2 separate regions of the Homo sapiens genome follow, and region 2 is linked to region 1. The links are chromatin loops, found by intact Hi-C in ENCODE. Cell type or tissue: PC-3. All regions are shown on one strand.

Evidence for each region. Peaks named below come from ENCODE experiments on the same cell type or tissue, not always from the same donor. Only the 100,000 strongest peaks of a DNase experiment are listed, where the experiment ranks them.
Region 2: a loop joins it to region 1, with 2.8 times the contacts of the local background. A loop is called at or near these places in 1 of 110 quality-filtered maps.

The regions. Positions count from the first base shown.
Region 1 is chr15:100,039,419-100,047,418 of GRCh38, forward strand. The region is part of intron 18 of ADAMTS17 (ADAM metallopeptidase with thrombospondin type 1 motif 17); the gene reads right to left. Among named protein-coding and RNA genes, the nearest start is that of ADAMTS17, 300 kb to the right of the region's middle. In PC-3, CTCF peaks have their summits at 3,242 (motif pointing right) and 3,444; DNase peaks (open chromatin) are centred at 3,343 and 3,833; H3K4me3 peaks cover 2,643 bases; H3K27ac peaks cover 2,783 bases.
Region 2 is chr15:100,210,300-100,218,299 of GRCh38, forward strand. All of the region lies in intron 7 of ADAMTS17 (ADAM metallopeptidase with thrombospondin type 1 motif 17), which reads right to left. Among named protein-coding and RNA genes, the nearest start is that of ADAMTS17, 130 kb to the right of the region's middle. In PC-3, no CTCF peak of the experiment used is centred here; no DNase peak of the experiment used is centred here.

The DNA of each region.
Region 1 (8,000 bases):
CCTAAGTTCTGTTATATTGTGCCTTCACCTCGATTCATCTCAAAATATGATTTAGTTTCCCTTGTGATTTCTATTTGACCCACTGGTTGTTTAGGAAGGGTACTGTTTAATTTCCATGTACTTATGAGTTTCTTAAACTTCTTTCTCTTACTGATTTCTAATGTCATTCCACGGTGGCCAGAAAACATACCTAGTATTATTTCTATTGTTTTGTGCTTGTTAGATTTATTTACTGGCCTAGTGTATGATCTATTCTGAATAGTGTTCCATGTGCAAATTCTGCTGTTGTTAGGTGGAGTGTTTTATAGATATCTATTGGGTTTGGTTGGTTTATACTGTTAAGTCTTCTATTTCCTTGTTGATACACCTTGTTTTTAAAATCCACTACTGAAAGTGAGGTATTGAAGTCTCCAGTTATTACTGTTAGGTATTTATTCCTTCATTTCTGTCAGTTTTGCTCCATGTATTTTAGGGTCTCATATGTTTATAATTGTTGTATCTTCCTGATGGATTGCCCTTTTATCATCATAAAATGTCTGTATTCTAGTAGTTTTTTTAAAAAAATCTTTTTGTCTGGTATTAGTATAGCACTCCTGCTTTCTGTCTGCATGATATAACTTTTTCCATCTTTTTACTTTCAATGTATTTGTATATAAGTATACACTCAGAAGGAGAAAAGAATCATTCTTATCTGTGGACTGTTCATTGCTGTAAGAGTCAGCCAGCAGAGGAGTCCGCCAAGAATGACCTTCATTAGACCCCAAGGGGAAAGGGCCGTTTTGAGACGCAGCCACCAACATATCCAAGCTCATTTCTGAAACCCTCAGCAATTCCACAAGCTAGGAACCCTTCCACTGTTGCCCTTACTGCACAGCCATTTCTTCTGTGGGCTGATGTTTCTTCCAGAACCTGGAGAATACACAGCTTCCCTTCATTTCTGAGAGATCGCTTTGTAATCTTTTTTGGGGCAGCGGCTGTTGTTGTTCTTTCAGTATTCCTCAGACTAAATCTCACCTTTTCCCTTTACTTGTCCTTTCTTGTAACTGTGACATAAAAAGTCAAATGGAAACATCAAGTGCTTGATGGTTTTCATATTTTATTACTCAGAAAAATCAGGAAGAGAGAAGGATCTCTTTTGATGGGTTGCAGAGCCTACATGCAAAGCATTTCCCAACAGGAGAAATCCTGTCACCTGTGAACCTGGTACCAGGGCATTCTCTCATCCTCTGTAATGATCAAACGAAGGGATGGTCAAATGACCAAAAAAAAAAAAAAACCTCTGAAAATGCTTTCTTGTCCTCCATCTTGAATGTTTCTTAATTTAGATAAATAAGGTAAGGCTTTAAAACTTAACATTTAATTTAAAGACAGGTGACATCCTGAAATTTGTGTCAGAAAAAGTTCCAGCATCTTGGCAATCTAAATTTCTCCTCCCCACTCACATACCATCAACAAGGCATGTAATACACCACAGGTATTAGTCACAATTAGATTTACCTATTTTATTTTAGAAAAAGACAGGAAAGAAAATGTTTATGTTTCAGACTAGCAAGAAATTGATTAAAAAACCATATCTTTTCAGATTGTGGCAATAGCTAAAGATCCACGTATTCCAGGCTTCATTCTTAAGTCATGGTCTCTCTCTCTGTCTCTCATACATGCACGCGTGCACACACACAAAATATGCTTTAATAAAAAGGGATTCCATTCCATTTTAACCCCAAATAAGGCCAGCCTGATTAAGATAATTGAGGAAGGAGAACACATTTAAAAACCAAATACGCTTCCTTGCAAATGACTATTCAATTCAATTGCCAGTAAGATGTTGAATGTTCTTTTCTGAATCACTCTAATTCAATGTACAGTACAGCATGTACTGCCTGGGAAGAAGTTCAAATCATAAATACCATAGGGAAATATCTAATAACTTGGAATGGCCTTTTTCAAGTGGCTAATAAGCTCTTAAAGACTGCAAAAATGTTAAATCTGGTAAAGCACAAGGTCTGTGCTCCGGGACGTGTCCACTTCATTGGCAGCCCCTGCCTCCTTGCTCCAGGACCACCTGAGGCTGGGTCTCAAGGGTCTCGTCACACAGTACTGCTCTTTGGATGCTGAATGATGGGGAGGCCTCTTCCCTGCAGACTGTGGTTAGCAAGGTGAAGGCTGCTGGCCATGGCCATAACAGCTGGGCTGATCTGTGATTTCTGCCATGCCTGCCAATGTCAGGGTCAGGTTTGTCAATGTTTTTGTGTTGGTGTGTGAGATGCTGGGGAGACGCCATCTGCCATGCGTGTCAGACTCCAGATTCCATATGGTTACAGCAGGGTTTGGGAGAAGTATCCACAGAGCTAGGATTAGAATAAAGTGGTGCTAATGGTGTGCAGTTGGGAAGGCAAAGGAAACTGTCAGGAACTCAATGGAAAAAGGGTTGAAGAAAATTAAAGGGAGATCAGGAGAAATAAAGGAAAGTATAAAGGAAAAAGACAAACATCTCTGCCACTTTAAAGGTCAAAGAGTAACAATAACATAGAAAGGCTCTTTCACCTTGCCAGGTTCAACAGTGGGTTGCATTCTGGCTTCTTTAATAAAGTTCACACCATGGGATTCTTGGGCGCTTCTTCCAGGTTCCAGGCTCTGTCCTCCACTCATGCCACCCCATCTGAAACAGCCATTTGTAATCCAGACCCTCCACATCTCCACCTTACCCTGTTGCCCAGGTGCAGTTTTTACTTGTGTGTCCAATCTCCCCGATTTTCTGGCACTCATTTCCTAAGGTCAGGTTTTCTACTTTTCTTCACTTACTAGCATGAATCCATGTAACCATAGGTTCTTATGAAAGACTCATGACAACTAGATCGTGCCATGCAATAATTCAAATTTTGTTGTCCAAATATTTGTGTGTGTATAATAGCTGTACAGAAGTCCTCCCTTATCTGTGGCAGATATGTTCTAAGACCCCCAGTGGATGCTTGAAAATAAGGCTAGTACTGAACCCTGTATATACTATGCACAGATTTCTTTCTTCTTTTTCTTCACAATTTCATGGGTAGAAGATTCATTTACTGTAGATCTGAGCAACCTCAGCATACATTTGTTTTTCTTTCCTTATTAAGTTGAAGACGTTTACCTTTTCACTTACAGGATGCATTTTATAGCTTCTTTTTAGTACATCTGAGTTGCCATCATCACCACTCTTGTGCTTTGAGACCAATATTAAGTAAAACGCAAGAACTACGACACCCTACAGTTGATCTAACTGAGATGGCTACTGAGTGACAACCAGCAGGGAGCAGAGACACTGTGGATCCCCTGGACAAGGGGATGATTCACGTCCTGGGCAGGACAGAGCGGGATGGTGTGAGATTTCATGACACTACTCAGAACAGCAAGCAACTTAAAACTGATGAACTGTTTCAGAAATTTTCCTTTTAATATTTTTGGGCAATGGTTGACCACGGGTAACTGAAACCACAGAAAGTGAAACTGCAAATAAGTGGGAACTACTGTACATAATACATATATATATGTATATGGTGCATGTAGATACATTTACATGTGTGTATGTATATATGTATGTGTATGTATGTACGCACGGATCTATCTTGTTAGGAATTGCAAGAGCTTCAAAATCTATTATCAGATCATACATTTCTTTAGCCAAACAATAAATCCTCTTTGATGAGTCATGGCACTCGCATATCCAGTTTAAGAAAAAGTACAAGGTCAGATGGTTCAGAATAAACAAATCAACAAATGAGCAAACAAAACCAGCCTGGGGCAGGGAGCCAGGCACTTGCTGTCTACAGTCTCTAAGGCAGATCTTAGGTGCTATTTTCTCCTGTTTTTCAATTTCATTTTCTTCTCTGCTCTAAGTAATTCCACTCATTCTTTAAGTCTGATTCACATGATTTTACAGTCAGGAAGGGAGTGTAAGGAAGTGGGAAAGAGAAGTGGTGGGGAGGCAGAAATCGAATATTTATCAAGTTACACAATAAAAAGAAATTCAGAATTCTAACACGTCCTCCTTTGTATAATAAGAAAATACATTCCCTGAGCTAATACCTGCAGAGCTCTGGCTCATGCTGAGAGCGTGGTGCCAATATCTCAGTGGGCAAAACGGGAGTAAGCAATAATCCAAAACACAGGCCAGCAAACTCTTACGTGTGGGCTATGTCTGGCCTGCGGGGTTATTTTTGGACAACCCAAGGGCGAATAACAAATTTTACATGTTTTAAAGGATTATGACTCAAAATACAGAAAAAAATATGCCAGAGACCACATGTGGCCTGCGAAGGCAAAAATATTTATTCTCTAGACCTATACAGATGAAGTTTGCTGACCCCTGTTCTACGGAGATACTAAGAACTTGCTTCTGAAATTGCTTTTAGTCTGAAGTGTATTTGGCTTGAACTTGGCTCAAACGTGGCAACACGGCAGGACTGTGGTCCATCAAGCCAGAATGACTCTGAACTTTCTGTAGCAATACACACACTTGATGTTATCTATCGTAGGCTTAGCACAGCTCTGTGGCACTCATTAATAGAGTCTGCACTCATGTTTGTTTATGTCACTTTGTTTTGTAGGTGTTTTCCTACATGATCTTCTGGTTTCAGTTTTGCAGTGCAGCATGGTTCTCTCTTAGAAGATACATGGGAGGCAAAATCACGAACTTGATATACTTGCCCACTTGTTGCAATGATCAGAGGGCTCTGTTATGGCACTTTGAATTAATCTGGAATCTAGTTGAAACATGAAGATGTGATCTGATTACCTCTCATCTGTCTTTCACAAACCTGGGAAATTTTTGATCACTGTTTCTTAAATGATTATTTTCTGCTCCATTTTCTCTCTCCTCTCCTTCTGTGACTCCAATTACCCTTATGCTAGAATGCTTGATACTATCCCACAGGTAACTGAGTCTTGCTCATTGTCAACAATTTTTTCCTTCCCATTTTCTAGACTGAATAATGTCTAATCCTCTATCTTCAAGTTCAGTAATCTTTCATCATCTTACTCTGTTGTTAGACCCATGGAGTGAATTTTTAAAATTTCAGATATTGTATTTATTTTTTAGTCCTAAAACTGTGTTTTTGTAGAGTATATCTTTGTTGCTTCTAAGATCTCCTATATGTTCCATGACCATGAGCATAGCTTTTCTTACGTTTCTGAGCATAGTTACAATAGCTGCTTTAACATTCTTTTCTTCTAATTCCAACATACATGTCATCTTCCAGTCAGTCTCCATTAATGGCCTTCTCTTTTGAGTATGGATCTGTTTCCCTATATGACTAGTAATTTTGGATTGTACCTGGAACACTGTGAATGATACACTAATCAACAGCAGCACTGCTCAACAGAAAGAAGATGAGAACTGGATATATAATTTGGATTTTTTTTTTTTTTTTTTGAGACGGAGTCTGGCTTAATCACCCAGGCTGGAGTACAGTGGCGTGATCTCAGCTCACTGCAACCTCTGTATCCCAGGTTCAAGCAATTCTTCTGCCTCAGCCTCCTGAGTAGTTGGGACTACAGGTGCACGCCACCATGCCTGGCTAATTTTTGTATTTTTAGTAGAGATGGGGTTTCATCATGTTGGCCAGGCTGGTCTTGAAATCTTGACCTCAGTGATCTGCCTGCCTTGGCCTCCCAAAGTGGTGGGATTACAGGTATGAGCCACCATGCCCAGCCTGTTAATTTGGATTTTTTTAGAAGCCACATTAAAATAACCTCAAATTTAATTTTAGTAATATATTTTGTTTGTCCTAATGCATCCCAAATATAATCATTTGGGACGATTATAATCAAAGTAATCACGTTAAAAATTAAGATATTTTATAATCTTAAATATTTTATAAAATAATTGAGACTTATAATCTCTTTTCATACTAAATCTTTGAAACCTCATGTATATTTTATATTTATAGCAGATTTCAATTTGGAGTGGCTAGTGACCACCATATTGAACTATGCAGCTCTAGAGTTTCATTTTAGAAGAATATTGAATTTTTGTTTTAGTAGGCAGCTAATTTGGCTGGAATAAAACTCCAGGCACTGTCTCTCTTGTGGTGGGCAGCAGCTACAGTCTCAGTTCAGGTCTTCTAGCTTTAGCTGTGCTATGTGGAGTCTGGCCGGCCTGTCTTATTCTTAGATTTGGCCCTAGTCTCTAAGAATTCCCAGAGATTCTTGAGATATATGCAGAATTTGGGAGTCACTCTCTGTGGCTCCCTCCTTTCTGGAGTTTTTCCTTCTCAGTTTCCAGCTGCTATGGGTTTCCCTGAATATTCTCCTCTGATGGCTTAACCAGTAAAAGATGGCGGGTAACTATCAGAGTTTTAGCTAGTCTCAATGCAACTAGGGCCTTCCTTTGGTTGAAGAGCTGTCAACATGGGTAATTCAATTCCATGCCATTCTATTCCTCCATTTCTCTATTTCTCTTCAGTTTCTAACTGCTTTCTAGATTTAATTAATTAATTAATTTTTGAGATGGAGTCTCACTCTGTCACCAAGGCTGGAGTGCAGTGGTGTGATCTCAGCTCACTGCAACCTCCACCTCCCAGGTTCAAGCAATTCTCCTGCCTCAGCCTCCTGAGTAGCTGAGACTACAGGCATCTGCCACCACACCCAGCTAATTTTTGTATTTTTAGTACAGACAGGGTTTCACTATGTTGGCCAGGCTGATCTCGTACTCCTGACCTTAAGTGATCTGCCCGCCTTTGCCTCCCAAAGTGCTGGGATTACAGGTGTGTGCCCCCTCACCTAGGCTGCTTTCTAGCTTTTAAACAATTGCTTTTTATACTGTCTCCAGAGTTCTTAATTGTTATCTGTAGGAGGGCTGGTCCAATATAAGCTACTCTATCGTTACAGGAAGCAGAATCCTTTATTTTAAAATCTTATCCCTGGAGTTCCACAGAGAAGCCAGGGCGTACTGTGAGAGGTGGAAAAGGCGGAGTAGACTGGCCCACTCTGCCACATCGTGTGTGTGTCTCAATTCAGTGGTAGCAGTTCTCATTTCATCTGTTTCATTTTACTGGTTTCTGTGCATAATTTTAAAAAGACTTGGGTATAAAATAGCTTGAAAACAGAACTAATTTTAAAACATGTTGTGGGAAGTCAGGAACCCCGAACGGAGGGACCGGCTGAAGCCATGGCAGAAGAACGTGGATTGTGAAGATTTCATGGACATTTATTAGTTCCCCAAATAAATACTTTTATAATTTCTTATGCCTGTCTTTACTGTAATCTCTAAACATAAATTGTGAAGATTTCATGGACACTTATCACTTCCCCAATCAATACCCTTGTGATTTCCTATGCCTGTCTTTACTTTAATCTCTTAATCCTGTCAATTTGTAAGCTGAGGAGGCTGTATATCGCCTCAGGACCCTGTGATGATTGCGTTAACTGCACAAATTGTTTGTAGAGCATGTGTGTTTGAACAATATGAAATCTGGGCACCTTGAAAAAAGAACAGGATAACAGCAACATTCAGGGAACAAGAGAGATAACCTTAAACTCTGACTGCCGGTGAGCCAGGCAGAACAGAGCCATATTTCTTTTCTTTCTAAAGCAAACGGGAGGAAATATCACTGAATTCTTTTTCTCAGCAAGGAACATCCCTGAGAAAGAGAATGAGCCCCTGAGGGTAGGCCTCTAAAATGGCCCCCCTGGGTGTGGCCGTCTTCTATGGTTGAGACAGTAGGCATGAAATGAGCCCCAGTCTCCCATAGCGCTCCCAGGCTTATTAGGATGAGGAAATTCCCGCCTAATAAATTTTGGTCAGACTGGTTGCTCTCAAACCCTATCTCCTGATAAGACGTTATCAATGACAATGGTGCCCGAAACTTCATTAGCAATTTTTCGCCCCGGTCCTGTGGTCCTGTGATCTCGCCCTGCCTCCATTTGCCTTGTGATATCTTATTACCTTGTGAAGTACGTGATCTCTGTGACCCACACCCTATTCACACACTCCCTCCCCTTTTGAAAATCCCTAATAAAAACTT
Region 2 (8,000 bases), 170 kb after region 1:
GGCTGCTGATCAACACTAACATTTGTCAGACACTTACTATGTGTGTACCAGGTCCTGCACTAAAGAGTCCCATGCGGGATCTCATTTTATCCACACCACCACTTGGTGAGGTACATATTGTTATTATCCTTGCAGTACTACTGATGAGGAAATTAAGACTCTGAGAAGTCAACAACTCATCCGAGGTCAAACAGCAAATGAGGGGTGGAGCTGGGATTCAATCTCAGGTCTTCAGGGCCACAGGTCCTGTCCTAAAGCACTACATCAGAGACCGCAAGCTGGCAGCCACAGAAGGATTTCAACTGCAGGAATGTTTTATTTGGCCCATTTAGGATTGAAATGAAAATTCTAATCAGTCACCAACAATTGAAAATTAGAAGAGCTAGTCAGGCGCAGTGGCTCACGCCTGTAATCCCAGCACCATGGGAGGCCAAGGTGGGTGGATCACTTGAGGTCAGGAGTTTGAGGCCAGCCCAGCCAGCATGGCTGAAACCCCGTCTCTACTAAAAATACAAAAATTGGCCGGGCGCGGTGGCTCACGCCTGTAATCCCAGCACTTTGGGCAGCAGAGATGGGCGGATCACGAGGTCAGGAGATCGAGACCATCCTGGCTAACATGGTGAAACCTCGACTCTACTAAAAATACAAAAAATTAGCTGGGCGTGGTGGCAGGCACCTGTAGTCCCAGCTACTCGGGGGCTGAGGCAGGAGAATGGCGTGAATCTGGGAGGTGGAGCTTGCAGTGAGCCGAGATTGCGCCACTGCACTCCAGCCTGGGTGATAGAGCGAGACTCAGTCTCAAATAAATAAATAAATAAATAAATAAATAAATAAATAAATAAAAATACAAAAATTAGCAGGGCATGGTGGCCTGTGCCTGTAATCCCAGCTACTTGGGAAGCTGAAGAAACGGTTGCACCTGGGAGGTGGAGGTTGCAGTGAGTTGAGACTGTGCCACTTCACTCCAGCCCGGGCAATAGAGCAAGACAACTTCATCTCAAAAAAAAAAAAAAAAAAAAAAGTTAGAAGAGCTTACATAAAATGCAAATTGCCTGACTTTTAAAAATATTGAATAACTGGAAAATGATAGACTGTTCAATAAATGGCACTGGGACCACAGGTGTCCACAGGGAGATGAATGAATTAAACTCTCAACCTCATGCCAGACACAGAAACAAACTCAAAATGGATGAAATACACAAGAATGGAAACAACTTCGAATCTGTCAGAGGAAAATGTAGTGGAGGTCTTTATGTTCCTAGAGTAGCAAAGAATTTTTAAAACAAGAAACAGGAAGCAAAGATCATAAAAAAGATTGGGCTATCTAGCTAAATCCATACTGAAAACTTCTATGTCATAAAAGGTACCATAAACAAAGGTAAAGACGAAGAAAAGACATAATGAAGACATTTTCAATTCCTAAAACCAAAGATTTAAAAAGATATACAACCTACCTTGTCACCAGAGAAATGAGAAATAAAATCACAAGAAGATATCAATTCACACCCAGCATGTTGACAAAACAAAAAATTCTGACAATAACCGGCAAGGTTATCACAATTAAAGACTCCCAGATGTTATTAAAGAGAATATAAATTGGTATATTGGCCATTTTAGGAAGTAATTTGACCCACTGAGAAAGGCTGAAAGGTGTGTAGAAGTCAGGAAGTGGTTATATCCTGGGAAGTGGCAGGTCACCATCCAGGCTGCATTTCCATGCTGTTGTGCCCACCCACCTGTCCCTGCTGACAGGAATCTCGGTAGCCTCTTATGTGTATGCACACATATGTACACATGCATGTGCACGTACCACCACCCCACGAAGGGATACTATTATCATCCTCATTCACACATGGGGAAACTGAGGCACCAAGAGGGTAAGCAAATCCCCCAGGCTCATGCTGCAACCAAGTAGGAGAATTCACTGAACCCAGCCAGTCTGGCTGCAGATCCCCTGTAACCGCAGCAAAGGTAGAGAGGACTCTGCCCCCAGGGAATGTACAGCAAGCCTGGGAGACAGACTCACAGTCAGGCCCGTGCATAACGCATTCCAGGGAAGACAGGAGAAGCCTGCCAACTACGATTCAAAGTCCAGGGAGTTTCCTTTTAAAACACAAACTAACAAGGCTCACGTACAGATGTCTTTAACCCTTGAGACTGCAAAAGCTAATATGCATGTGTGTATTTCTTGCAAGAAGCTTTATAGCTTTCATCTAATTTCCAAAGGGATCCATAACCTCAGAAAGGTTAAAAACACTAAACACAGGAATCCCAGAATGTAATCAAAGACATTCCCTAGGAAAAAAAAAACCCTCTCTGATGAGCCAAGTCAGACCAAAAGATCCTGGGAAAATTATCCTCCAGCCCTTAGGGGTTACCCAAGCATTCCTCAGAAGGTGATAACCAAAAATGCTTTGTAGAATGTGCTTTTCGTTGCCAGATCTCAACTAACCGACACATAGAAAACATGAGGAAAGGTCTCACATTATTCACCAACAATGTCACTTGTAAAAGAGCAGCCAAATTGACTCTTTATTATGCCTGGGGCGGGGGTGGGGTGGAGTGGAGTGGGAATCAGCCAAGGTAATGCATAGGGTGACGCGTACCTTTTTGTCAATCAGGTGCACGCATTTAATTTAGAAAGCACCCTGAGTTAAGCATCCAATTTAAATTAGCCTGTAATTGTAAATAATATAAAAAAAGAAGAAAAACAGCTGAGGGATATGCACATATCCGTAGTTTAACATATATATGATTTACAAAGGTATAATCTTGAGTGTGTATATATAAAATACAAATTTTATATATACCACTCTATTCTGTTTGGACAAGGCCAATACCTGTTCCCTGGTCCCAACTGCAGGGCCTTTATTGTATCTTGGTATGTTTAACTGAATTGAACATGAATTGAACATCCATGGAGATGGACTTGGCACAGCAGAGTATATGCTTACAAATGTAACAAGCTCTCTCTGTTTTCTGAAAATTAGTATTTCTAAAAACTGGATTTGTTTTGGGTTGATAAGAGGAAAAACATGATATAAAAGCCATTTGTTGATGGTGTTCTCCATTTGATGGATACTGACAAATCACCATGATTGCTCAGAAAATCGATGTCAACATCCACTCTGTCAGGGTCTAAGACCAAAGAAGCATTTACGGCTTCCTCCCCGTCCACAGCACACACACCACACACACCCCGGGAACATCCCATGCCAGTGCCCGTCAGCATGGGAACAGAAAAGAGCTGTGTTATTTTCCTAAATCACTCTCTCTCGGTCTAACATAAACAACTCACCAAACAAAACTTGAAGACAAGGCAGGAGAATCATTTTAAAATGGGATCCAAGACCTGAGACGCAAAGCAAAAGCCTGCCTAGATCCTTCTATTCATCCTATCCCTTCCAAGGCTGATCCATGCCAACATAACCTTTGAGTATCAAACATCAGAAGGTCTGTGTGCCTCAGCCCTGTCAAGGGGCAGGTTTCTCCTTTGCCCTCTCCTGCACCTGGGAGCACACGCACTACCAGTAGAGAAGGGCCATCTGGCCCCGTCCCAGCCGGGACCCCTGAGGGTCAGATAGAGGTGCTGAGCCCCTATGTCAAAGTTATTAAATGTTTTTGTTTTGTTCCATGGTAGCTCTTTTTTTCTCCTTTCTGATGAATTTACAAAAGAAAGCAAGCTGCTGAGAAGGCCCTGAAAGTGAGGAGGGGCAAGAAAGATGACTAGTTACGGAGAGTGAGGGTTGTTTTTGTTTTTTGTTTGTTTGTTTTGCCAAAAAAGCCTGGATAGAGTTATCTCAGTTATCTGGCGCCCTCCTGAATGGAACCCCGGAGTAGCTCCCATGTGGAAGAGTCCCTGGATTTTCCCCAACCCCACCGTCTCCCCCTTCAGCCATGTCGACAGGGAAGATAGGAACTTAGAACCCATTTCTCACTGGAGAGGAAAACTTGTCATCTGGCTTTGTGAAGAAGGTTCTACCTTATGCTCATCGCACATTATCTTTGCTATGTGCTAAGATATCATATTTAAAAGGCCAAAAAAAGGGACAAAAGAAATGTAAAATACTTGAATGAGCTTGTATTATAACATTAATATTATTGGGAGTATCTGCTTTCCAGGCTGAAGTGATTCATTCATTATTCTAGTCTTGCTGTAGTCCTTTGTAATTTGTAGTAATTATGTAATTGTGGTAATTATGTTTTTTTAATTAAAAAAGTATAATAATAAAAAACTTGAAAAGGCAAAATAAATTTTTTAAAGGAATAAAATGGGATCCATCCTTCAAGACTATCTTCTGGAGGAGCATGGGATTGCATACGCACTTTTATTGGCCACTTCTTAATGGTACTGCTGACCTGGCCATGCTCTATTCTTCCGGGCACTGGAAATCACAGAATGTTCTAGGTTCACTTGCTCGGCCCACCATCCACGCAGGAGGCTGAAATCATTTCTTAATGGTATCTGTATTAGTTCCTTAGCTAGTCATCCCAATTCCAAATACGCACAAGCGACACGGCACACTTCCTGAGACGGTCCTCGATTATCACTATGAGCACAACGACACCATGAAAGAGTAAAGCTTTGCTGTTGCACTGTCCCGTGACAAGTTCATTACTGCCCTGCAGAGACAACTCTCTTTTAGGAGGAAACAACTGCCCATTCTGCTCTATTGTCCCATAGATCTTTTACACCTCCATTTGGTATCATGAAATAAAGACTAATTCCAACCCTCTCAATACAGAATCTCCCATCCAAAAACATAACAACCCAAGAATGTGGACTGCTGTTTCCTGACCCCTGCACTGTGCCTGGCAGGTTCCGGCTACAGCCAGAGGCAGCCCTCATGCCTGCGTTTGGAACGCAGTAGCAATACTAAATCAGACAGACTGGCGAGGCCAGCAATTAAACCAGAAGTTGGTGAAGCAAACTTCCCAAAGTGAAGCAAGATGTTGATGTGGAAGATCAGCTGCTTGTGAGATGAGCTGACGATTTTCCTGGACTCTTTGTTAGATTTCATGTCTGGATCTCGTCTGGAACATCTACCAGATGGATTAGGGCCCGAATGTCTGGCGTTCTTCTGATAGCTCCAGCCTTGTAACTGTCCCATTGTCATGGCAGAAGGAACCTCACTGCTAGCCTTGATTTCAGTATGACCGATTCTCCTTCATTATCTGAGCTTGTGCACTATAGACAACTCCACGTGGAGTCTTTGCATGGCCAACAGAGAAGTTGACAGCCCCTAAGATACCTGCCCTGGTCACTGCTGCCCTTGGGTAACAAGTTGGCCTTCTGGCTGATAGTCAGGGAAGTCTAGGGCTGGCCTGGCCTAAGTGACTCAGTCAGCAGACCCTGGAGTGCCCTTCTTGGTCCCTCCCCAGGTGTAAGGATGATGCACAAGGCCCCTGGGCTGCTCTGTAGGTAAGGGCAAATGGGCCTCTGCAAAGGGAGCTGCTAGTGTATTTCCCTTCTCCCGCTCGAAGACACAAGTATCAAAACATCCTGCTGCTGGCAGGATGGCCAGCGACCTCCAAGACACCATTTGCCTGAGGATGAATAACTCAAACTCAGAGTTTAGGTGTCGCTGACTCTCCCCAGGAGAACCAAGACTGTGCTTACAAGAGCAGAGCTGACTCGGGAGTCCCTGTTCCTAACATATCCTCAGCTCCCTTGGCCATTCTTGGGAATGTAAGCCACAGGGAGATTTCTCTTTGTGCCAGCAGAGTCTGAGCGGGGTGAGAAGGGCAGGCTCTGGACTGGGGTCTGCATTTGAGTCTCCCTCTGCCACTTCCCACCTGGGTGACTATGGCAATTGTTTCATCTCCCCAAGCCTTGTGCCCCCTTTTGTAAGATGAGATGAACACCTACCTCGTGGAATTGAGGATTAAATGAATAATGAGAGAAGAAGCAATGTTCAGAGTAAACCCTGAACAAATATTATCTAACACTGCAATTAGTTTGACCAAGTCCAAATTTTTTCTTAAAGTTTAACAGAAAGTATTTCTCAAGCCAAAACTCTGTGCCAAAAGGCACAGGACAATTTCACAATGATCGGCAGTTTAGTTGCCAGCGTAGAGGCTGTGAACCTCTAAATGCTTTTATCAACATGACATTTGGAAAGCTGAAGAACAGCAAAGAGCTGGGGACTGGGAAAACACCACCTTCACCGGCATCAGAGGCCACTCTCTTTATCTGCGCTGGGGGCCAGGACAAGGTTGGCCACGACAAGATACCAGCGTATTACAACGTCTGGAACCGCACTGTGCCTCCTTACCTTTGCTCTCCTTGCCTGACCTGGATTTTGCGCTGACTGCCTTTAAAGACAAGCTCACGGAACCCTTTTTCCCGATGCTGACACCTATCCTGACACAGTCTGCTGTCTACCAAGCTACCGGGATGCTTTATCCAGAGGCCTATGGCGCCCACCTTGGTTAGGTCCTGACGTTCCAGGCCCACCTAACAATTCACCCCTGCTCATCAAGGGGAAAGAGAACTCTTCACAAAACTTTTTCAGATTTTGAGATAGGTGAATTCATAATAATTAAGTAACAATATTTTACTAAGATTAGATTCGAAACACACATTGAATGCACTTCTTGGAAACATCACATGTTCTTCTGTTTTGTGAGGTCAGGGTGCCTTCCTGCTCTAGACTTCCCATGTATTTAATCAAACACAAGTCTAAAAATAATAAAATTAGTTTCCTGAAGCTGAAAATGCTGTTTTGAAGAGGAAGAGTTGATATTAAATTTATAACTAGACAACAGGGACATGAGACATGGGTTTGTGTTTCAGCAACATCTTTCTGATAGGAAAAATAAACAGGAGACTTCATGTTCCACAATATAAAATACCTGTGTTTCCCACCAAAATGTCATCTCGGACAAGGCAGGCAAGGAACAGTCTTTTCAATTAGTGGTACTAGGACAACTGGATATCCATATGCAAGAAAATGAATTTAGACCCCTACTTCGCATCATACACAAAAATTAACTCAGAGGGGATCACAGACCTAAACGTAAGACTGAAAATATAAAACTCTTAGAAGCAGTTTGGGAGGACAAGGCAGGCGGACCACCTGAGGTCCAGGAGTTCAAGACCAGCCTGGCCAACACGGGAAAACCCTGTCTCTACTAAAAATACAAAAAATTAGGTGGGCGTGGTGGTGGGTGCCTATATTCCCAGCTACTCGGGAGGCTGAGGCAGGAGAATCGCTTGAATCCGGGAGGCGGAGGCTGCAGTGAGCCGAGATCATGCCATTGCACTCCAGCCTGGGGCGTCAGAGCAAGACTCTTCTCAAAAACAAACAAAACAAAAAAGTAAATATTTGTGATCCTGGGTTAGGCAATGATTTCATAGGTATGATACCAAAAGTACAAGTGATAAAAAATGACTACATCAAAGTTGAAATTTTTTATGCTTCGGAAGATACCATCAAGAAAGTGAAAAGGTTCCCACAGTGGGAAATGATATTTGCCAATCATCTATCTGGTAAGTGACTTTTACCCAGAATACATGAAGAATCCTTACAAGTCTGTACACCATATATTTCAAAACAGCTAAAAGAGGAAGGAAAAAAGGAATGACTGAATGATTGACTGATTAACAGGGTCTCACTGTGAAGTGCTGGACTGCAGTGCTACAATCAGTGCTCACTGCCGCCTTGACCTCCCGGGCTCAGGGCATCCTCCCACCTCAGCCTCCCAAGTGGCTGGGACTACAGGTGCACACCACCATGCCCAGCTAATTTTCTGTAGATACAGGGTTTCACCATGTTGCCCAGGCTAGTCTCAAACTCCTGGGCTCAAGTGATCTGCCCACCTCAGCCTCCCAAAGGGCTGGGACTGCAGGCGTGAGCCACTGCACTCGGCCAAACAGACGATTTTAAATTTTCTCACCACAAGGAAATTATAAATATTTGAGATGACAGATATGCTAACTAGCCTGATTTGATCATTCCACAATGTAACATGTACTGAAACATACTGCACCCCATAAA